Regions from separate parts of the Mus musculus genome. Here all the other regions are linked to region 4. Evidence: chromatin loops called from intact Hi-C (ENCODE). Cell type or tissue: heart. All regions are shown on one strand. Each heading gives the region's core, and the rest is flanking DNA. Links, peaks and the distances in the headings are about the cores only. Region 1 has its middle 13 kb from the start of Gm39268. Region 2 has its middle 32 kb from the start of Zfp469. Region 3 holds the start of Mir7237 (microRNA 7237). Region 4 overlaps Zfp469 (zinc finger protein 469).

Evidence for each region. Peaks named below come from ENCODE experiments on the same cell type or tissue, not always from the same donor. Only the 100,000 strongest peaks of a DNase experiment are listed, where the experiment ranks them.
Region 1: a loop joins it to region 4, with 4 times the contacts of the local background. A loop is called at or near these places in 16 of 42 quality-filtered maps.
Region 2: a loop joins it to region 4, with 7 times the contacts of the local background. A loop is called at or near these places in 5 of 42 quality-filtered maps.
Region 3: it touches region 4 in a loop (5-fold over the local background); 28 of 42 quality-filtered maps call a loop at or near these places.

Annotation. Positions count from the first base shown.
Region 1 is chr8:122,159,959-122,165,794 of GRCm38, forward strand. It overlaps a transcript of Zfp469 not described here. Among named protein-coding and RNA genes, the nearest start is that of Gm39268, 13 kb to the left of the region's middle. In heart, for the core only: a CTCF peak has its summit at 3,250 (motif pointing right); DNase peaks (open chromatin) are centred at 458 and 3,263; H3K27ac peaks cover 456 bases; H3K27me3 peaks cover 303 bases.
Region 2 is chr8:122,195,433-122,201,268 of GRCm38, forward strand. It overlaps a transcript of Zfp469 not described here. Among named protein-coding and RNA genes, the nearest start is that of Zfp469, 32 kb to the right of the region's middle. In heart, for the core only: a CTCF peak has its summit at 3,094; DNase peaks (open chromatin) are centred at 3,199, 3,999 and 4,599; H3K27ac peaks cover 463 bases; H3K27me3 peaks cover 232 bases.
Region 3 is chr8:121,975,443-121,981,278 of GRCm38, forward strand. Banp (BTG3 associated nuclear protein) reads left to right here. Exons shown (of 14, transcript NM_016812.4): 3 at 458-549; 4 at 3,113-3,312. Mir7237 (microRNA 7237) reads left to right here and starts at 2,582; the gene lies at 2,582-2,644. In heart, for the core only: a CTCF peak has its summit at 2,702 (motif pointing right); no DNase peak of the experiment used is centred there; H3K27ac peaks cover 532 bases.
Region 4 is chr8:122,257,412-122,263,247 of GRCm38, forward strand. Zfp469 (zinc finger protein 469) reads left to right here. Exons shown (of 3, transcript NM_001362883.1): 2 at 1,209-1,274; 3 at 2,529-5,836. The coding sequence starts at 2,656. Among named protein-coding and RNA genes, the nearest start is that of Zfpm1, 22 kb to the right of the region's middle. In heart, for the core only: no CTCF peak of the experiment used is centred there; a DNase peak (open chromatin) is centred at 2,150; H3K27ac peaks cover 365 bases; H3K27me3 peaks cover 2,992 bases.

The sequences.
Region 1 (5,836 bases), core at 401-5,400, 97 kb before region 4:
AGTAAAGAACATCCCTCCATGGCCTCTGCATCGGCTCCTGCTTTCTGACCTGCTTGAGTTTCAGTCCTGACTTCCTTGGTGATGAACAGCAGTATGGAAGTGTAAGCCAAATAAACCCTTTCCTCCCCAACTTGCTTCTTGGTCATGATGTTTGTGCAGGAATAGAAACCCTGACTAAGACAGGAGGCAACACTGGAAGCTTTAAGGTCCAGGGATTGTGTCCTATATCTCGACAAGGCTGAAGAAGGCACAGTCTCTTTCCTCCCTTCTAGAGGGCCGTGGAGAGGCACTGACAGACATGCCAGTCGGCTGGTGGGGCTGGAGCCTGGAACTCTGGTCTCCAAATCAGTTCACCCTTACGCCATATACAAATAAAGACATGTGTCATGAGTCTTTACTTCTTCACTTCCCCAAATGACTCCCAGGACCCTGGTGGGGAGGGAAGTGTCCTGGCAGGGACTGGCTTCTTTCTACATCTGGTCGCATGGAGAGAAGGCTGAAGAAGTTGCAGGCAAAGGGCAGAGAACCCAAACAAAGGACCAGAAGGCAGGGAGGGCAAGGATCTCAGATCATCCCTGCTGGCTCAGGCTGGAGGGTGACCTCCAGAATCCTAGAAAATGGAGACCAGAGGAAGTAAAACAGACTCTCGAAAATCAAGGGGCCTCCCTTGGAAATGCTTAGAAGTGAGACCACCTGGGCCTCGATATCCTGGTCCCTCCCTATGCACCTCACCCCCAGGAAGCCCAGAACAGACAGTGGGCGACCACTCTGGGACTCTGTGCAGCAACCAAAACGCTTAGCACACAGAGAGTGCACCAGCTGCCGTGGAGTCTGTATCCTTAACGTATCCAGGGGAGATGCACAAGCTATGAACATGATCCTGAGAACATGGGGCATCTCACCCACACTCGATATGTGACAGGGGTGGGGGGTGCTGTGGGAGGTGTTCCTGGAGGAGTGGGGTGGAGCTAGAGTCCTTTACACCGGTAACCCAGAGCACGGCCTCCCTCCAAAGAGAGACCTCCAAAGCCCCATACTTCATGCCGTGGGTGGGGTCTACACTGAGTTGTGTTTTGGGGGACAAGCAATACTCACATGGCTTTAATGTTTGTGTGTGATTGACAGAGTCTTCGCTGAGAGCCGTGCACCCGAGCCCTGCAGGCGGGCCTGCTCTTCGCCGGAGGGAACGAATCAGAAGGGACCAAGGATCCACAGGTAAGAGCAGCCTTCTTTTCTCCATGGTGTTGATTTGACTTCGGCTCCTGCTCGTTTTGCTCATGATCTGTCTTGGATTTTGCCACACCGTCACAGTGGCTTCTGTCACTACCAGGGTGGCATTAGTACCTGAATTCATCCTGAGTGTTCGCTGGTGCTTGGCTCGCTCCATGCTGGAGCCGGTGCCTGGGCAGTCAGTGTGAGGCTGACTGATGTCTGTCTACTGGTTAGTTTTGTGCAGAAGCCAGTTTTGATCCCAGTAGGCTGTAGAGAAGAGCTTTCATGGTGTGTCCTAGTTTATTATGGAAGGGGGTCACTCTTTAAATGTCACTGGGGCCTCTGGGACTGATGTGCCCAGAGGCAAACATCTGTAAGAGGAGGGGACCATTGCTATTGGGCAAGGTACCTGCACACTCCTCCACACGGTGGTGATACCAAGAGTTCAGGTGGGACTCAAAGCAGCTTTTTGAGCTGTGACTGTGGCCTGCAGGATCCAGTCGCTGCCATGAGACAGAGCTGCATCAGGAACCTGAGAACGGGTCTGGCCATCCTGGGCTTTCCCCGTCACTAGCCTCAGTAGCGTCTGCAGCTTCTCCGTGGGCTGTGTGTCATGTGCCACATCTATAAAACACCCTTTCAAAAGAACCTTCTAGGCACATTTTTAAGGGAGGCCTAAGAAGGGAGGCTGTCCTGGGAGCATGGCTGCCCTGGGAGCACGGCTGTCCTGACAGCTTCCAACTCTCTGAGAGGACATGCTCTGTCCCAAACACCTTGGTGATCACCTAACGGTATAGGGACAATGGAGACCCATCAGCTGACCAACTGTCACAGAGTCCTGACATTTGTCAGCCTAGATGTCCCCCAAAGGCTCAGGGCATTGCTATGCAAACTATTTGGTTTAGTTGTTGTTTTTTATTCATTAGAGCAACTCAGTGTGGGGAGGTTTTCTGGAAAGGGTACCAAGAACCTTCTCCCTTGGGAGTGTCGAAGTCACCTGGGGCTACTGCTGTAGAATTCATCTATTCAGGGCCCTGACAAAGTTCTCCGGTAAATGACCTAGAAGACAGCACAGGCTGAGCTTCAATCAATGTCACTCACGCCAGAGGCTGCAGGTGGCACAAGTAACATCTGCCATTCACTCTGAGGCGATGACAGTCAAAGATGATGGAGAGATGGCAGGATGGAGAGGTAGCTGCCTGTCAAAGGAGGGGGCGGAGCTACTGTGTGTGGTCATGAGACTAGTGGGGGTGGCCCTGGGGTTTACCATGCGCCTGCATCTTCTGTTAGGATGTTCTCCTGGTCAGATAACTGGAGAACAATTTCAGTGGCCTGTGGTACCTGCCAGGTGATTTTCTGGGCCTCTCCGGCATGGTGGAGTGGATGAGGCTAAGGGCCTAGAACTCCAAGATGAAACTTGAGTCTGTAAGAGGGGGGAGCAGAAAGAGCCTGATGGTAGGGGTGCAGAAGGAGTGGAGACTCTGGACTCTGAGTTCTTATGGAAGAAGGCTTGCTTCCAGAGATGGCTCAGATGTCTTTGGCTGATTGTGAATGGTATGTGCTCCTGCTTGGAGGGAAGGGGGTTCCCCCTTGGTTTGCTGAGCTTGCTCAGAGTTCCCAGGCCAGGCTCTGAACCCAACAGGGAGGGTGAGTCTGGAACCCTCTTGAGGGCTGGCTCTGCCCCCAGGAGACCAGGGGCAGCTGGAATTCTCTCTTCCAGGGGACAGGGTGGGGTCGGGCTCTCTGCTCAGGTCACAGAGACACACAGATGTGATGCTTCATCTCAGGGACTTCGACCATGCAGTGCAGTCTCCGGATGGATCCCGCTGTATAGCAGTTCTTTGTAGGCCTTGCAATAACCATCCCCTGCAGGGGGGCGGGCAGCGGCAGCAGCAGCACCCCTCCCTCCTCAGCCTGACCAAGTGATGCTAACCAAGATCACTTGGTTTAACCATTGTCCCCTCCGGCCTCACCACTCAGGCCACCGACTGCAAGCAGGCCTTGTGGCTCTCCTCCCTCTGGACTGTGAGGCAGGGCTGTGCCACCAGAGGGCAGTGTCGGGGCCTGGGGAGTGCCTGTATCTGGGAACCAGGTAGTTGACCGTCTCTCTGGCAACCTTGGACACCTCTAGGGGTTGCAGGGAGCTTTCGCTGCAGTGTGCTTCCAGTCCTTCTGGGATGAAGTACATCCCCTGGGGCTCAGTCACCTGCAAGGAAGTAGTGACAGAGAGGACCATCTTTTCTGATCACGTTGAAACCGGGTGTGAAAATTGAGGGAAGGACAGGAGTTGGGGTGGGGTGGGGGAGCCTCGAGGCAGCTGACGTCTTCTGTGGCACCCTTCATTTCTGAGCAGCATGCCCCAGACCTAGTTACCTTTTCTGCCCGTCTCCTTTACTTTGGTTTGTCTTCCCCCAAATCCAAAGAGCAGATAGATGTTTGTATGAAGCCAGGACACCGTCACGTTAACCAGGTACTCACAGGGTTAGGAGGGGAGATCTCTGGTCATTACCTTGGTGTGAACAATCCAGATTCCGGCTGCAATGCTACCAGAACCAAACAACTTGGTCCAGAGCCCAGAACTTCTGCCTCGAAACTCATAGGGTTCCTTCTGGTGGCTATGAGCCCCACCAAATGGCATCTGGCTGTGAAGGAGCGCCTGCCAACTCACCTGACTTAGTGACCCAGACAGACCTTAGGTGCTGAGAAATCAAACAATACCTTCAAGATTCCCTTTCCCTTCTCTCTCCCACCTCACCCTGAGGGCGCAGGCACCACCATCCATATACGAGCTCTGGGGACATGTGGTGTGGCCTGTGATCAGAAAGCTGTGTACCTTCTCGTGCATCAAGGGGTCCATTTCACAAGCCACAGGGACCCCAGGGTCATGTAGGAAGTGTTCTTATCCCACTGGACAAAGTCACAACTGGTCTTCAGCCATCCCACACAGTGGCATCTCTCCTTGGAGGTCCATGCATTGGCCCCTGGAGATAGTGCGTCCCATCCTGTTCTGACAAGTTCCCCCCAGGGTCTTGCCTACAAAGCCCCACAGAGTTCTTTATGGCTTGATGCCCTCAGGATGGAGTGGCAGGGTTGCTCATCGTAGTTCCACAAGGATATCTGCTTGCAGATCGATGTCTGTGTTAGAGCCTCAATACCCAGGTGCCCTCAGGGCTCTCTGCACCTGCTGCGGCCATGTGCTCACTGCCTGTTCCTCTCCTGCCTACCCCCTCCCTCTTGTGGGAGAGTTAGACATGGGTAGCCTGCTGTCTGTGTGCGGGAGCCAGTGCTGGGCTGTCCTCTGGCCCCAGATCTGAGACGTCTGCCATCAAGAGAGGACATGTCCTGTCTTCTCCTCCCAGCCCTTCACCTGGCCTGGGCGTGTGCCAGGGCTCTGTCAGACAGGTATGAAAGGGAAGTAAGGGACCCATCAAATCGGGTTGTCTGTGCCAAGAGGCCGCCACTCAGTCGGGCCGGCTCAAGAGAGGCACAGGTGAGTGGCTGAACATGTGAGTGGAGGTGTCTGTGTGACCTCAGATCTGTGTGGGGACAGATGGCAGGTGCTGCCCAGGCCCAGAGCCCTGCGGTCTGACCTGCATTCCCACCTCTGCACGTGGTCAGTAACACACAAGCTACCTGGGCCTGGCTCCTGTCCACGCCCCACCTGCTCCCGCCTCATGTTCTTTGAGTGGCACCCCTCTTTTGGTCTCTGCACCTGCAACGTTGCTTTCCAGGGGTCCATGGCTCCTGGAGGTGAAGCTCTGGGGAAGGACAAGAGCCATGGCAATTAAGGGGAGGCGCTGGCTTTGTTGCCCTCCAGGGTGCCTCTTGGTTTTCTTGTTGTGGTTTATTTTTTAACCCGTTCACACTACGGAATATACAGTGTGTTCAAATGGAGCCAGAGATACCCGCATGGCCATGAGGCTTAAGGACAGAACCCAGCAGTGAGGCCCACTGCTTTCCCTGAGGCCGCCGGTACCCTGTGCTCGCAGGCATTCTGTTTTCTTTCATAGCCTAAGCACGTTTCCTCTGTGTTTACACTTTATCGATGACGTCACCAGGGAGGCAACTGACTTTACCCCCCATGTTCCCGTCTCTATAATGCGTCTGGGATGTTGTCTAAGACCCAAGGGCAGTCTGTCCGTCCTGCTGGGTGGCAGTGTGCCCTGCCATGCTTTCTGCTCACAGTCTCTCATCCTGGGTCACAGGAGTCTCTAGTGAAGACCCCGAGGCTCTGTGTAAGTGTACAGAGGTTTTTCTGAGGCCTATGTATGCATGACTGCTGTGGGCGTGGGGAACAGTGCTCTGTGTGTGCCCACAGAAGCCACGGCACCTGTGGCTTCAGGTGTTATAGTTGTCTGTCATTGGTGTCTCTGTTTTCTTTTTCTATCTAGTGGTATCAAAATGGTATTTGTTTGTCCTGGAACTCACTCTGTAGACCAGGCTGGCCTCAAACTCAGAAATCCACATGCCTCTGCCTCCCAAGTGCTGGGATTAAAGGCATGTGCCACCACTGCCCAGCTTGATATTTGTTCTTAAAGTTGGCTCCTTTGCTGCTGTTGTAAGTCGACATCTCTCAAACCATTCTATATAGCTTGTGATGGGAACCCTCTCAGCTCCGCTACGC
Region 2 (5,836 bases), core at 611-5,610, 62 kb before region 4:
AGGGTGGCGAATAGGAGTACAGCCTGTTTCTCTCTGCATTGGTGCCTATATTGGGTAAGAGCAATTAAAGATGTATAAGGAGCGAGTATTAGCATCCCCATGGCAACCATCAGTGTAGGACATGTGTTGCCAGCAGCCTCCAAATGTTTGTCCATGCGGCTGAAGAATACATGGGTAGGTAGCAGGCCTGAGACTGCCTGAGGGCAGAGGGCAGAGGGCAGAGGAGGGATGCAATCTTAGTTACAGTTTCTTTTCTTTCTTTTTAAAAAACTACCAAGACCAGAAGCAATTTGGAGAGGAAAGGGTTATTTTCACCTCAAGACTCTCTGATCACATCCCATCCCTGAGGGGCAGGAACTGAATGAAGGAGAAGCCATGGACTGCTGCCTGGTGGCTTGCTCCCCCCGGATTGGTCAGTTTACTTTCTTAAACATCCCATGACCACGTGCCAAGGGACAGTAGTCGTGGCCTGGGACCTTCTAAATCAATCATGAATCAAGAAAATACTCTCAGGGGCTGAAGAGATGGCTCAGTGGTTAAGAGCACTGACTGCTCTTCTAGAGGTCCTGAGTTCAATTCCCAGTAACCCCATGGTGGCTCACAACCATCTGTAATGGGATCTAATGCTTTCTTTTGGTATATTTGAAGATAGTGACAGTGTACTCATTATATATATAAATATATGCATATACATATATATGTATATATATAATTTTAAAAAATTCTTAGCTGAGATTTCTTCTTCTCAAACAACTCTAAAACTGTGAACTTAACAAAAAAACTAATGACCATAGCCAGCTGCCTGCCCACCCATCCACATGTGTCCACTAGAATTTTCTCCCTAGGTTCAGGCACTGGCTAGAGGCTTGCCACAGCAGGGTTGGCTCCCAGGGACCCACTACAGGGTGGGGACCCAGGGAGGACCCTGTGCTTGGAAACCAGAAGCTGGACCCCCATCAATGTGAAAGAACAGGAGGGCCTCGGTCTTTATCCTCAAAGAGGATCCTGGGTGGGGGAGGAGGTCTAACCCAAGACTGGCTCAGCTCACTCCTGAGAATCTACAGGGTCTAGAGGCCAGAGTGTGCAGCTGCACGCTGCATGGCAAAGTCTCTCCTGTGCACCTGCAGACTCCGAGCCCACCTCACCTGCTACAGGTTAAGCAGTAGGCAAGCAGAAGTGTGTGCTGCAGCAGGGGAGAGGCCGTATCCCCTGCCCCTTTGGTTCCTCACAGGCTGACGACATCCTATTAAGTCATGCTCAGTCCTAGAAGCCACGGGCATACTCCCAGCTCAGGCCTGGGGTCCTAACATGTCTCCAAGCCATGCTTAGCATGCTCTTGGGGAACTGCCCAGCTGTGGGATGCCCAGGGGACAAACCACAGGATCATGGCCATCTCTTAGTGTCAAAGCAAGGAAATGGTTCAAGTATGTGTGCACGCACACACATACGCACAGGTGTGCACACATGTACGTACAGTCGCGTGTGCATGCACATGTGAGTGCTGTGGTGTCAGAGGGGCACAGGTGCCAACTGAATGGCTTCCAAGGCTGGAGCCACTGGAGCAGGAAAATGAATAACCGTGCAGGGTCATAACCCAAAGGATAAAATAAATACCCACAAGCCCATAATGGTCCAAACAAGCTCCCGAGTGAATAAATAATAAACCCGGGACTGTAAATGCTTCCAGACACTATAAGGAAGCTCAGAGAAGAAGGCGCCTGTGCCAAGTGGGAACCATGCTGGGTAGTAAGGGGATGGGGCTGGGGGTGACTGCAGAAAAGTGACTTCAATAAGTGACAGACCCGGGGCAGGGGCAGGCCGTGGGAGGGTAGGGTTCAGCCAGGGCACCAAGACCAATGTCATGGAAGGACACACTGCTAGTCTAGGCTTGCCATTATATGCAGAAGGGCACTCACTCTAGGGCTATCCTCCAGATGACCCCTTACTCAGTTCAACCCTGAGGAACATGAGGGATGCACTCCTAGAAATGATTACAGACGCCAAGCAACAAGAGAAGGCTAGGAGGTTATCATGGCGGAGTTCAGGACAGAAGGTGTGGCTGGGACTCCTCACATCTAGGCCACAGACAGGAAGCAGACAAGAAGTGAGGCCAGACTACAAAACCACAAGGCCCTCCCACAGTGACCCCCATTTCGTCAGATGAAGACACCCCCCCAAGGTTCTATAATCTCACCAAACAGCGCCCCCTCTGAGGACCAAGTGTTCCAACACATGAGCAGTCTGGAGACAGTTCATATTTGTTTTACAACGAATGAAATGTAAAGTGTATCCCTCCCCTCCCCTCCCCTCCCCTCCCCTCCCCTCCCCTCCCCTCCCCTCCCCTCCCCTCCCCTCCCTTTACCATCTTTTGCTCTCTTTAGTTCACCCAGATTGCAGACAGTATCAGTCAGCTACTGCTAAGTAACAGCCAGCCATGGAAATGGCAGCAGCACATGGGGATAGGCACCTGTCTCTCTCACCTTTGGGGCAGGCGATGTTGGTTGCATCTGCACCCAGCTGAGGAGAGGACGAGGTTGACTTGTGTCAGCTTCTCCCCATGAGCCTCATACTTCTCAGGCTGAGGAGAGCTCAGGGCTTGCTCCTCTCATGGTAGGCTCGGGAGCTCCCAGGGGCAACTGTAAACTCAGCCACTACCCAGCGAAATTCTTGCTGAAAACTTGTATCTTCCATGCAGGCCTGTGTTGGAGGAAGATATGGGGTGTCTGTGGAGTACATGGGTCATCCGTGGAGGACATGGGGTGTCCATGGATGACATGGGGCATCAGTGAATGATATGGGGCGTACTGGAAGACATGGGGCATCAGTGGAGGACATGGTGTGTCAGTGGAGGACATGGCGTGTCCGTGGAAGACACGGGGTGTCAGTGGAGGACCTGGGGTATTCATAGAGGATATGGGGTACCACTGTAGAAGCAGAAGGCTTTAGGGGTGAGAGGAGTTTGAGTGGAGAACTGTGTCCACTCCCATGGACCTTAAGTCCACCATGTCCCTCTTGGCTTCTGGGCCCATTGCAGAGCAGGATAGATTCTCAGGGATGACCGTGCACTCTTAGGCCTGGGTCACCTGCCTTCTCCAGCCACACGGGGACACTCTAGTGTCATGTGCATCCCACAGGGGACCTCACGGATTACTACAATCTTCTAACAGCTTTCTCCTGGCTGGGTGCTGGCCAGGCAGCCTTCCACACTGCTGACAGTGAAGTGAGCTCTGGAAGGACAGAGGGATAGCTACATGGAATGACAGTGGAGTTCATCAGCCCACAGAACCCCCAGGGCCCAATACACCCCACTAGATAGATGCACTAGATTCCCCATCTGTCTGTCACAGAGGAGTCTGCCACCGTTCCTCCTGACCTTGCCCCTGTCCCACTGGCCCGCTCCCCCACCGATCTGCCCCCTCTCCAGCATGGCCCTGATGACTGGCACCTCGTTGCCCTGAAAGGAACACAGGAAAGCAACTCCATCTGCTCCCATTAATCTTGGATGAAGCACGGTGTGTGAGGTGGAGTTTTTGGAAGGCTGCGCCGTGGGCTCGCCATTCAGATTTCTGGCTGCACTGCCGAGTTTAGCAGCCGAGACCATTAAAAAAGAATTTTTATTCCATTTCTACTTTTTCTTTGTTGGTACCCAGGCTGACATCTCCAGGGCCTAGAATTCTTGGCTCCATCCAGTTGGCCTTGGGAGTACAGGGACAGGCCAGCTTCAGGAGCTGGGCAGAGGGTGGGACGTAGATTCTGGTTTCGTTTACAGGGTGCCTCCAGGGAGGCTGTGGCCGTAGAGGGTGGGACCCCATTATTCTTGCCCACTGATCTCTAGGTCAGAGATGCTGAGCTCTGGCAGACCTCACTGGGACACAGTGTCAGCTCCCTCAGAGCCCCTCCCTGCGGACTCTGGCTTGAACCCTTACACGGGGTCACTTGAAGCAGCGGCGTCTTTTAAGAAGTGACAAGATGGGTAGCCACATGCCAAGGCCCCATGGCCTCCTGACAGACGGCTGGCTCCAAGCCAGAGCCCATCTTCCTATCTCATCACTGGTGTTTTCCTGCCACCCCAGCTACTGGTCAGACTGTGACAGACAAACCAGACAGGTCTACCTACGGGACCACGAGTAGGTCACATCAGTAGAGGAAATCCCACCATGAGGGTGGCATGGAATTCCTACTACTGTGGCTGCCAAGCTGCTCCTTAGGGGAACATCCCGGTTCTCTGAAGGATGAGCTCATGAACTGAGAAACATGGTGATTTTTTTTTCCAGGTTCTGAAAGAGTAAGACACGTTGATGGGAAAACGCAAATGTGTCCGCATGTGAGCAGGCAGTGCAGGCCAGCTCTGTCCAGATTCGGGGTGTTCTCATCGGGTCTGGCTTATGTATTTGTGGAGTGAGCCCTGCTCCCACCCTGGCTACCAGGGGCCTGAACCCCACCCCAGCTTCCAAAGCAGCCTCTGGTTTCCACAGCAATTGCTGGTCTGTGATGTCAGCCAGCGGCGTGGATGTCCCTCTGTGTACCTGTGAGGGCCACTCTTGGAACAGGGCCTTGCAGACAAGCCAGATAGGATGAGGTCATACCGGTGGGCCCAAAGCCAGTGCCTGATGTCCCTTTGAAGGGAAAAATCAGGCTGGGATACAGGCCCATACAGAGGAGTCACGTGAAGACAGGACAAGAGGAAGGTCTGGCACCCAATACTCCAGTTTCAGAGGAGCTGGCTCTGTCCCTGCCTTGCCCTCAGCCCTGCCCCTCTAACCTTTGGCCTGACCTGGGCATGACTTGGGAACCCCAGAGGGACCTCTGATCCCAAAATGGGGACTAAAAGCTCATTTTCAAGATACTCTTCATGCGCAGGAGCTCCTGAGTGGCCCTGACAAAGGACTCCAGTCTGGGGACTTGGACAGCAGAGGTGCCTTGTGTTTGCTCTGTTTTGAGACAGGATCTCATGTGTCTCAGACTGGCCTCAAACTCACTATGTAGCTGAGGATGTCCTTGAACTTGTGGTCCACCTGCCTCTACCTCTAGAGTGTTAGGGCATCACTACATTGTTCTATGTGGAGCTGAAGATGGAGCCCAAGGCTTTGTGCATAGGAAGCAAGTCCTCTGTCCACTCAGCTCAGCATGGCAGAGGGACTTTCTGTCATGTTACAGGCCAAGCTGGTGGCTGGCTAGCTCCTGGGGACCCTGGGAAGAGTCTTCTCAGGCCTCTTTCCAGCTCCCGGGGACCCAGCAGAGCTCAGTAGTCCCTCGCTAGGCCTCATCATTCTGTCTCTGCCTTCACATGGCTTCACCCTGGGTTTTAATCCAAGTCTCTGATTTCTCTTTAGGTGCACCCCAGTCACATGACTTGGGGCCACCTGCTCCATCATGACCTCCAACCCGGTCACACCTTCACAGACCCTGTTTCCAGACAGGGATGTGCAAGCGTGCTTGTGTGTGTACATACACAAGCAGTGTTCAGAGCACACCTCGGGGCTTTGTGGAGCCCCACACAGAGCATTGTGTATGTCTGTAGCCCCCGTCTGTTTGCAGCGTGGGGCAGGCACGTGCGGTTCTCTAACCCCACTTTCCATAGCTTCACTCGGAAAGATCTGCAGGCCAGCACAGCTCGGGCCAGGAGGGAGAGAGTTCCAGCAGTGTGGAAAAGCAATGAGCAGCCATATCTCCTGTTGCCAGCAAACAGAGTCAGATTCCCAGGCCACAAGCAGTGGAGCTCAGCTCCAGGGGAGGAGAGGTAGCCTGCAGAGGAGCTGGTAGGACACACAAAGGCATGCTGTACCATCTATACATCACATAAACGTATCATATGGTACATACACTATATATGCTT
Region 3 (5,836 bases), core at 328-5,327, 280 kb before region 4:
CGTGAGCAGTTCAGCTTCCGTGTAAGTCAGCGTGTTGGCTGTGCTAGATTGGGGCATATGACATGCAGAGAGGGTTGTGGCTGTCAGTATGTACGTGCTCTCAGCCCCATGCAGGGAGTGGGCCAGGACCTCAGGCCAGGCCAGGTGAGGGTGCTTTGGATTTTACAGTGACGTAGCCGCAGACACACTAAACACAGTGGGGAAGCAGTCACCGATGACGGCGCCTCAGTGTGCTTTGCCCACCAGGCTCTGGGGAGTATCGATCGGGTGGTCTGATTTTGGTGGGGATGGATGAGGGAGGGCCTGATTTCTGCCTGGCTGAGGATTTTAACAAAGAAATGGCTGTGCCATTTTCATCAGCCTCAAGGTACCGGCACTGTGTTCGGCTGTAGAGGCACAGAGCCCCAAGGAACTCAGCATGCTCACTCCAGCTTCTGTCTCTGTGGTTGCTTTTCAGTTGTTTTGGAGAATCATGTCGTGACAGATGATGATGAACCTGCCTTGAAGCGCCAGCGACTAGAGATCAATTGCCAGGACCCCTCTATAAAGGTACCGTGTGGCTCCTGTGGGCACTGTGTAACTTTCTACCATCAACCTGGGCTTAGAATAGCAGAACCAACCCTCTTGCAGCTCTGCAGTGGCAGGGCCACACCTTCTGGGATTCTAAGGAGGCTCTCCCTGCCTCCTCTGCTGTGACCTATTGGTCCCAGCCTTATTACTCGAGTCCATGCCTGAGGCCTACCCTCACTCAGGCCCAGATGGGTCATTTATTTAAATACATGTGCAAAGAGCTTTTTTCCAGATGAGGCCACAGGAAGGGCCTGGCCCTGTAGTATTGAGATGCCACTGAAATGCTGCAGAAAATACAGGCCAGGTCCTTCCGGCAAAAGACAGGAGGAAACACTGGATTTGGGAGAGGACAAGCGAAGAGTCTTCCTGTGCCTGAGTAAGCCTGCCTCAGGTGGGAGGAGAGCTGAGGTCACTTGGGCCCACCCCCAAGTCCTGAGGTCACTGGGGCCCACCCCCAAGGCTGGCTGGGGTTGGAGGCTCCTTAGGCAGTCGGTGCATTGCTTCCGGACTTGCTTATTTGGGATCCAGTGTCTGCAGAACACGAGGTGAATATTATTACAGGAGAGAAGTTTATAAGAGTGACTCAGATGACACCAGTCCTTGTCATAGGCTTCTCTGTGTCAACTGTGACTTCTTAAGACACTCAGCTCACTCTGGTGACAAGAAGGTAGTGCCAGCTGAAGCTGGGAATTCAGAATCTACTCAGGCCAGAAGGGGCACCACGCACCTTTAACCCTGGCACTTGAGAGGCAGAGGCAGGCAGATCTCTGAGTTTGTGGCCAGCCTGGTGTACATATTGAGTTCTGGAACAGCCAGGGCTACATAGAAAGAAGCTATCTCAAAAAATATTGAGTGAAATCCACCTTGACAGTATCAGATCTCAAAGTAACCCGTGACCTTAACTGTAGCATAGAGCACACAGAGAAACAGACCATGGAGGAAAGCAGCTGCCTGGGGTCTGCTGGAGACACTGCATGTGTGCTGTCGCATGCAGCCGAGTGCTGTCACGGGATTGGAAGACATTCACGTACCAAATTGCCAAAGTAATTCTCACCAGACAGGTCAGGGCTGTTTGTGGGCACCTGACCCGTGGAGCAGTGTCAGGAAGAATGCTGTCTCTCTTCTCCTCTATGGGTTTGCTTGAGATGTTAGTTAGTCTGTAACAGGGATTTTCCTCTCTCAGTTGGCCACCATGTAGTTGTCATGGTGTCTGCCTGCACTGCCGACGCTGCTCCGTTGATAGCCGAGTGGACACTGGGGATGAGCTGAGCGCTGCTGCTTGTTCCCTCGCAGGCACAGCCTTGCCCCTAGAGAGCATGGTTAGCGGGGAGCGTCAGGTCTTCTCCTTAACCTTCTTCTTACTAGTGTCTTTCTGTGAAAAGAGGCCTTTAAGCCAGGGTTCAGGGTGCTGGTTAATGACAGGAAATGGAGGAGTAAGGCCCGTAGCACTGAAGAAAAGGAATCTTCTCTAAGTGGTGCTGGCTCTGGCAGAGGATGTGCTGAGTTGGGGCAGATGTGAGGGCTTTGGGTATGCAGCACTTTCCCATGGCTGCTCCTGACTGCTGTGCATAGCAGAGAAATAGAGCAAGCTCAGGGTTCTTCAGGGCCGTGCCTGGCTACTCAGAATGCTCTGACCCATGCATTCGTGCTTTGCCACACCCGGTTGTTGTTGGTGTGGTATCTGCTTCTGTGGCTGTTATGATTGTGATTCTGCTCCGTGATTCCCTTTCAAGTTAGAGCAGAGATGGCTCCCATTAACTTGGACTGGGTGCAGAGGGACACGCTGTTCTGCCTGCCTGTGCTCTGAGGTCCAGCGCTGGCCTGACCCTTTGTTCTCATAGGCTAGCACCTTCTTCCTGAGGTGCCTGAGGCTGCATTTCTCTTCCAGCCGAATCCTCATTGTGTTTTCTTCAGCGGCTGCTGGCCATACACAGTTGAATGATTTCCTGGCACCCAGAATGTTGCCTGGGAGGCCTCTCTTCACAGTAGAGTTCCTGTGTGCGCCATGTACATGGTAGCTTGTGACAGGACTGGCCCTTGGGAGAGCAAAGCCATCCTGTTGAGCTTACCGAGCACATGGCCTGCTGCTGACTTCCAGCTTGCTAGTTGGAAACTGCTCCTCTTGTGGGCCACTAGGTGGCACACTTGATATTTAGAAGGTCCCTGGAAGGGGTCATTGACAGATTTCAGTGAGGTATAGCTGTGTCCAGCCATCTTTTTTTGGTTTTCAGGGTTTGGATAGTAGTCTTATCTTTCAGCATTAGAAAAATTTTGTAGCTTTACTGTATAAATATTTGGATGAGCATAGTGACAAGCTTATTACTCCATGGCCTCAGGAAAGGTGAGATTGCAAGGGCTTATTAGACACAGAGGGCTGAATCCCTGTGCACGGCCCAGGGCTCCTCACTGAATATGTTGGCTCGGCCCAGGGCTCACTCAGCTGAAATACACTGGGTGGACTTAGGAGCCAGCTAGGGTCCTAAGGACTTGCTGCTCACAGTGGAAGACATCCTCTCTGAAGCTTTTCTGTTTTCATTTCCAGTCTTTCCTGTACTCTATTAACCAGACGATATGTTTGCGGTTGGATAGCATTGAGGCCAAGCTGCAAGCTCTCGAGGCCACTTGCAAATCTCTGGAAGAGAAGCTAGACCTGGTCACCAATAAACAGCACAGTCCCATCCAGGTCCCCATGGTGGCAGGTTCCCCACTTGGCGCCACCCAGACCTGCAACAAAGTGCGATGGTAAGTCCAGAAGACCGAGGCTCCGCAGGCCACCCTGGGAAAGCGCTCCGTGCCAGCCCAGGCGCCGCTGTTACTGATCTGCCCTCGCCCCGGATATCTGCCCTGGTGCTTCCATGGGGCTGGTTTCACTTAGACCGAAACCAAACACAGGCTCTGCTGGAACGGCCTGAGTTGCTCCAACTTTGTTTCTTGGCTTAAGCAGCTGGACTCATCTTTCCTTGCACCTGGCCATGAACTTGGCCCATGTATGTTGCTTCTTTTCTCTTTCTATCTCTGGCTGACTATTGCCTATGTTTTCTGCGGGGGTAATATTTATAATTTTTACTTGATCATAGAAAACTTTCCGTTTAGTCTGAGACTTGCCTTGTGCCTAATTTTTAAATAGGTTTGTGGCCTCCAAGAGAGCTTTGCATGGTTTGCACTCTGCTGGCTTGGAAGGTTCCATGCCTGGCTCAGTGGGATGGAAAGGTGTCTCAGAAGGGGTCCTTCTCACACTGGCTCCATAGGCAGTGTGGCATGAGACCTTGTGGGTGGCAGCACCCACCCAGTGTTCTTGATGTTCTAATTCTTTCCCAAGGTGTCTAGGAGGAAGTCCGTTCACAGTAGTGGCCTTAGCGCCATCTCTGTGCTCCAAGGCCTCCTCTTGCCTGTTAGATTTGGGAAGAGCAGAACAGTAGGGTAGCGATGCCAGCCTCAGCAGCCTAAAGGGACACCAGTGGCTTTGCTGTGGTGTAGGTGGTTGGTGGGTGCCACCCTGCCCATGTGTGCTGTAACTAGAGCAACAGTCGGTGCTTTTATGGATTCAAAGGGGTGGGTTGTGTGGGAAGGGAAAGGAGGGGTTACTTTGCTTGGTTTTGGGGTGGTCAAGAGTACCAAGTAACTGCCTGTCCTCTCTTGAGACAGTTCCTGACGACCCCAGATTCACTCTGTTCTCCCTCGGTGTCCTAGCCTCTCAGCAGAGACAGGGTTTCTCTCATGACTGGAGTGGGCTGCACAGCTCACCCCCCAGCCCCCTACATACTTGTACACACAGTGTCTGTGCAGGCTCTCTTTTGAAATGTCCCTTTGTCCCCAAACATAATGTTTGGAAATAGAGCTTTATGTTAATGGGGAGACGTGAAAGGACCGCAGTGTATGGGAGAGCATGTGCTTGAGCCTACAGGTTCAGTGGGACAGAGAGAGATGCAGCCTGGAGACAGTGGGACAGAGAGAGATGCAGCCTGGAGACAGTGGGACAGAGAGAGATGCAGCCTGGAGACAGTGGGACAGAGAGAGATGCAGCCTGGAGACAGTGGGACAGAGAGAGATGCAGCCTGGAGACAGTGGGACAGAGAGAGATGCAGCCTGGAGACAGTGGGACAGAGAGAGATGCAGCCTGGAGACAGTGGGACAGAGAGAGATGCAGCCTGGAGACAGTGGGACAGAGAGAGATGCAGCCTGGAGACAGTGGGACAGAGAGAGATGCAGCCTGGAGACAGTGGGACAGAGAGAGATGCAGCCTGGAGACAGTGGGACAGAGAGAGATGCAGCCTGGAGACAGTGGGACAGAGAGAGATGCAGCCTGGAGACAGTGGGACAGAGATGCAGCCTGGAGACAGTGGTTGCAGGCATCACCGACTGGCAGTGGAATATTCCAGAATGCCAAGTTCTTTGTGCTGTTTCCAATGAAGCAAAGTGTAGTTTTTTCTAGACTGACAGAGTAGTCGAGTTCCTAGAGAGTTCAAGTTCCATAAAAACTGCAAGGACGTCTCTGTCTGACTTCCGCCTAGGCCAGGGCTCAGAGTCAGACATGACTTCCTATGTGACTGCTCAGGGCCTGGGGCGTTCGTGGGGGAGGGCTTTGTGTTAGTTGTCTCAGGCATTGAAGGACACCTTACCCTCCTTGGTCACACCTACACTCTGGTGGCATTTTACATTGGTAGCCATGTTTGTCATACTGACTCCAGAGCTTTGGGCCTGCAGCAAACAGCAGTATTGTCCCCAGGTGAAATAAAAGAGCGGTGATCTTTGCTTCTTATAAGATACTGCCTATTCTGGGGACAGCACCTGGGCCTTTGTCACTTGTGGAACATGGTGTCTTCCGAGCTGAGGAAGTATTGACAGCATCTTTTTTCTCGGTTCTAGTTCTACCAGGTTATGGGAGCAGCAGGGGTGGAAGAGGGTGGTTTTTTGTGGCCTGACCTCAAGGGCACATGCTTTGGAATTCTGTCTGTCTGGGAGCACTGAGTGCCAAGGTCACCTAGTTGGACATTCCCAGGGGCCAGACATTTCCAAGTTCTGCTTTCCTCATTAGAAAGATGAGAGCTGGGACAGCACCTGGGTGTGGTGGTGACAGGGCCACACTATCCAGAAGGCTCTAACAGGGAACTCGAGAGCAGAACCCCAGGATCCCATCGATGGATGCATGAAGTCACTGATACAGATTCAGGAAGAGACGAGCATTGTTACACAGAACCTGGGCAGTGGGGCATAGACTGGCTTCTAGAACCATCTAAAAGGCGGCAGCATACTGAATGGGGCGGTG
Region 4 (5,836 bases), core at 251-5,250:
CCATGTCTTCCAGCCTCTGTTCCCCATCTCAGAAAAAAGGCCTCAGCCAAGCCTCTATAGTCTGCCGCTGTAAAGAGTCGCATGTCCCTCCTGGGCATGTACCACCATCAGCAACAGCAGTCCAAGACAGGCCCACAGGGTCAGGAGTGTAGGTGTGGCTGGTGTCCCACAAGGTTGCAACCCAGTGTTCTTGGTGGCCAGAGTCTCGTCAGAGCCTCAGCTGGGGCCAGGTCCACTCCTTAGGTGGTTCCTCACATGGCAAACCTCAGCTCCTCACCACATTTTCTCTCCAGATAGTCACTCTATGTCTCAGCTGTGCAGTCAGAGAACTGGGGTATGACCTGGGTCGGAGAGCCCAGTACCCTCATTACCACCAGGATCTGTCCCTTAACAGGTTGTTACATTCAACCTGTTAGGGATGAGGTTAAAGGGCACTTACCTCTTATATATTTTTAACATTCATGTGCTCAGCTTGTTTGTTTGGGGAGGAGAGCGTGCCCCAACGCACATGTGAAGGGCAGGGGAAGACTTGCAGGACCTAGTTCTGTCCACCATGTGGTTCTGGGGATCAAATGTGGGTTGTTGGACATAGTGGTAAGTACCCTTACTCCCTGAGCCATCTTAGCAGCCCATCTGTATTTAAAACCACACAGACAGCATCTGGCCAAATTTGGAGTCCCACAAGCCACCCCTTCAGGTCCCCTTTGCCATGTGCAGAGGCCAAGGTAAGAGGCTGCCCAGCATCCCTGAGGGCTCTAGACCTGGAGGCAGCCATGTGGGGGTACAGATGAGTATAACTAACAGGATCTTTATGTGGGGTGCTATGGAGTGAGCGGACACGAAGGCTCACACGCAGTGGCAGCAAGCAAGGAGCAAAATGCCAAGCCGAAGATGCCCAGGAGTGGAGTGCCCTGGTGGGAACCCGATGTGCTCTTTGGTGCTGACAGGCAGTTTGAAGCCATGGCACTGGGCAGGCTGAACAGGTCCTGGGCTGCACAGTAGCTGGAGTGCAGCTGGGGCCGAGCGGCTTGCTCCACCCACTGGCATTTACTCTCTCCTTCTCAAGACACATTGGAGAGAAGCAGTTAGCTCTCTTGGGGCTCCCTGCTCACATGGGACCAAGCAAGGATAATCTGGGGGAGACAGAGCATCCCGGATTCTAACACATTGCCCTCTCTCTCTCTATGTGTGTGTGTGTGTTTCTGCAGACAAGAAGGTCCCATTCCTCAGGCAGTTGTTCAGAAGAAGACCACTGAGGGGCCCCAGATACCCAGGTATGTGATAAGCACAGCTAGTGTGTATGGAGAGCCACCACTGACTGGAGAAGGTGGCTTGTCCTCCAGGCTCCCTCCACCCCAGCATAGCAGCTCCTCAGACAATAATTGGGGGGGGGTGTCAGCAGCCTCCCCCAGGCTGTCTGGAGCTAACAGGCTGTTTGAAACTACAGCTCTGAGCAGGCTAGATGCTGGCATCACCCTGGGACCCCGGGACTAGCCAACCTTCCGCTCTGACGGTTCCTGGAGCATGTAGTGGCCAGGGCACAGCTATGGTATTCTGTATTTACCTCACCACCCACCCACCCACCAGCGGAGCTTAGTTCTGCCCTAAGATACCTTCCTGAAGCCAAGATATCCACTAGGAGCCCCACCTCCTCTTCAACCCTCAGTGAGAGCTCCTGTTCCTAGGCAGTAGCATCACCCATGGGGCAGGAGCTGTGTGAGGGACCCTGGAATGCCTAAACCTGGTGTGACATGACTGAGTTCTGCAAAAGACTAGGAGGTGCCCCTTTGGAGGACCCACTCCCTTCACTAGCAGTGAGGCCTTGGGAAAGTGGTCTGGGTTCCTTACCCATCATCAGAGATGACAGAAGTGATTCTGACTGTCTATCTCTGTGAGGACATTCAACAGTACAACACTGGAGTTACCACCATCAAACAAGGCCTTCCCAAGGACTGCCCATAGCAGTGAGGACCAGAGGAGGGGAGTAGACCCTCCTCCAGGTGGGTAGGCTGGAGAGGAGCCTGTGTGTGACAGAGGATGAAGCCCTGTCACCTCTCCATCCCCCCTATCCCAACCAAGTTTACCCTGTTCTCTGGGCTTTTGTGGTTGCTACCCAGTGTGAGGGGTATGCTGCCCACTGCTGGTAGGCACTGGAACTGCATCTACCCTGAAGATCTGGGATAGGCCTGCCCTAAACTAGTGGGGCCTTTGATTCCCTGCAGGTAGCTATTGGGACTTCTCTGCAGAGGCAAGTTGTCTTCTCTGATACCCAGACTCCTCTCCCTTTCCCACTTTCTCCCTCCACTTTGCTCTATACCGCACTAGTATTCCTGGCTCCGCTGGTCAGAGCTCCTGCTGTACAAGCTGCCCAGCCTCTTTTCTGAGACAGGGTCTTCTAGGACAGCCACACAAGTGATTGCTGCTTCTGTCCACAGGAGGGTACAAAGTCTAGCATGGGATCCCTGGCCCTCCCTGCAGGAGATCCAGCCACCATGACCCTGCAGCTCATTTCTGTCTTCTCCTTGCAGGCTCCACACAGGACCATGAGTATAGGCTTCCGTGAGCCCCGCCAGGGGGTGAGGATGGCCAGGCAGCCCATTACCTGGGCTCCTCCTCCAATCACTACATCCTCCTAGCATCCGGGACGGCGGGGCCATGCCAGGAGAGCGGCCCCCAACTTTGCCCAGAGACTTACAGCCCTGCCAAATTGCCAGGAGTCTAGGATGCCCCTCTCAGCACCCCCTCAAGGACCACGGCTCTGCCAGCAGGACCACCCAGGGCATGAGAGATGATGGCAGCAAGGCCCAAGGTTCCCCGGAAGCCCAGCTGAGTCAGGCCAAAGATGTGGAGCAAGAGGACCTGATCCTGAGAGTGCAGGCCCCAGCAGCACGGAGCTATGCACATGTTTACCCATGGCCGGCCAGCAGGATGGAGAGCGGCCACCCCCAGCTCCACAGCCTGAGTCCTTCGAGGATCAGATGCATCCTGGGTGAGCCGCTCAAGGATCTGCGTCATGAAGCCCCCCAGGTGTCAGATACCAAGGTTCCTCAAGGCCAAAAGACCAGAGCCCGCCACAGGCCTGGCATCCCAAGGGCCAAGGCCCTGCCCTCCCCAGAAGAGAATAGCTCCCAAAGGTGCTTTCAGGAGGCCTCTTCCAGCTTTACCTCCACCAACTGTACCTCACCAAGTGCCACCCCCGGGTCCTTACCCCGGAGGGCCCCCCAGAGCGATGGCACCAGCCCCCATAGGCATGCTTCTGGCACTAACCTCCAGGCCATTGGGACCAACCCCTGGCCTCCTGCTGCTGAAAACAGCTTCCCAGGTGCTAATTTTGGGGTCTCCTCTGCAGAGCCCAAGCCCTTCCCTGATGGCAGCAGGCCTAGCAGCCCCCAGGGGGTCTCTGCCCCCTACCCCTTCCCTGTAGAGACAGTCCAGCATGAGAGGGCAGCTGAGACAATGTTGTTCACCTTCCACCAGCCCCTGGTAGCATGGTCTGAGGAGGCCCTGGGTACAAACCCTGCCTACCCATCCCTGCCTTGCAACCCGGGCCCGTCAGGGGGAGCCAGCGCTCCCAGTGATCTCGGAGGTGCCCTCTCACCACCTGGTGCTGCTCGCTTGCTCCCGAGCCCCTTCCATGATAGTTTGCACAAAAGCCTGACCAAAGGCATTCCTGAAGGGCCCCTTCCCGCTCGCGATGGGCTGGGGAGCCCCAGAGGCCTCCCAAATCCTCCACCCCAGAGGCACTTTCCAGGGCAGGGGTATGAAGCGAATGGGGTGGGTACCAGCCCAGCATCGCTGGACACAGAACTGCCCACCCCTGGGCCACCACCCACCCATCTGCCCCAGCTGTGGGATACAACAGCAGCTCCTCCTTACCCCACGTCTACCCTGGACCCTGCAGCTGCTGCCAGGACTGCCTTCTTCGAAAGCCAGCAGCAGCTCTGCCTCCCCCACAGTCCCCCGCTGCCCTGGTCCCCGGTGCTTACCACCCCTGGGCCGAATTCCCACCAAATGGGGGTACTGAGCCAACTGACATTCCCCAGGGGGTCTTCTGAGTGGCAGGGGGACAGCCCGGGAACCCTGGGTGCTTTGAATACAATCCCCAGGCCTGGAGAGTCAGCTCTCAGGAGCAGCCCAGGCCAGCCAAGCAGTTCCCCAAGGCTGCTAGCCTATGGTGGGCTGAAGGACCCTGGGACACAGCCCCTGTTCTTTGGGGGAGCCCAACCCCAAATGTCACCCCAGGGGGCCCTCAGCCTGCCCCCACCTAGGGTGGTGGGGGCTTCACCCAGTGAATCTCCTCTTCCCTCACCTGCGACCAACACAGCCAGCAGCAGTACCTGTTCATCTCTGTCACCGCCATCCAGCAGCCCAGCCAACCCCAGCTCTGAAGACAGCCAGCAGCCTGGACCCCTCAGGTCCCCAGCCTTCTTCCTGCCTCCCACCCATTCCCAGGAGACCAGCAGCCCCTTCCCTTCCCCAGAGCCCACATACACCCTGCCCACACGCTATCAATCCGAGACAGCCAAAGCCTTCCCTCTCCCCACAGAGGGACCAGGGGCTGAGGATGCCTTCAAGAGCCAGGAGGGAGCCCCATTCTCCCACAAGAGCCCCTCACTGGGCAGAGACGGGTTGAAGGGCTTTCCTCCAGAGCCACCACCTCCACCGCCACCGCCACCTTACTCAGCCCAGCACTTCTCCCTGAGCAGCGCCAGCCTGGACCAGCTGGATGTCCTACTGACCTGCAGACAGTGCGATCGAAACTATAGCAGCCTCGCGGCCTTCCTGGAACACAGGCCACTCTGCAGCCTCCTGTTAACCAAGACCAAGGATGGCTCTCTGCAGCCCCCAGGGCTCCCCACACCCACCACCACCTCAAAGGCACCCACCGATGCACACTCGGCCTTGCTTGAACACAACCAGACTGTCCCCTTCCTGCTAACCAGAGATGACCCAGCTGTCACCTCCTTCCCACTCCCCACCTCGGACCTTGATATGGAAGATGACGCTAAGCTGGACAGGCTCATCACCGAGGCTCTCAACGGCATGGAGTACCAATCAGATAATCCTGAGATAGACAGCAGCTTCATTGATGTCTTTGCTGATGAGGAGCCTTCAGGCTCCAGGGGGCCCAGCACTGGGCATCCCCTCAACAATCAGGTGGGATCAATTTCCAAGAATGGTACCCAGCCCCAGCTCCCATCCAAAGCTGCTGTGCCAGAACCCCAAGCCCCCTGCACTGGAAACAGGAGCCACCCAGCCCGAAACAGGCCCAAAACCCGTTCCCTGGGCCTTGCATCTGTACAGGCAGATGCGACCACCCTGGTCAGGCAGCAGAGGAGAGGGAAGCAATTCAAGTTGTTTCGGAAAGAGCCCGGTATGGCCAAGGGTACTAACAGTCAGGCCAAAGCCATCTGCCTGAGGCCAAGAAAGAAGGGTCACAGTGCAGAGCATCCCCGGCCCCAGGCTCGCAAAAGTCAGACTCGCAAGGGCCACGCTCGTGCAGATCACAGCATCTCCAGAGCCACCTCCAAAGAGACGAGGAGCTCCAAGCACCTGCAGCTGCCCTCTGGGAAGGACTCCAGGAAGAGGAGGGGGCGGGGCGGCTCCTGGAGCAAGGAACTCATCCACAAGATAGTGCGGCAGAAAAACAGGCGCCACGGGCAGCAGGCACCACGGAACCAAGTCTCCCATGTCCCCCCGCTGCCTGGAAGACCACCTAGCACCCAGGAGGGCAGGCTCAGCGGGCAAGGCTGTGCCTCTGAATCTGAGGAAGAGGCTGGTATGCAGCAGCGGCGGGATTTGGGGGGTCCTGCCCAAGGCTGTTCCCCCCACAGCC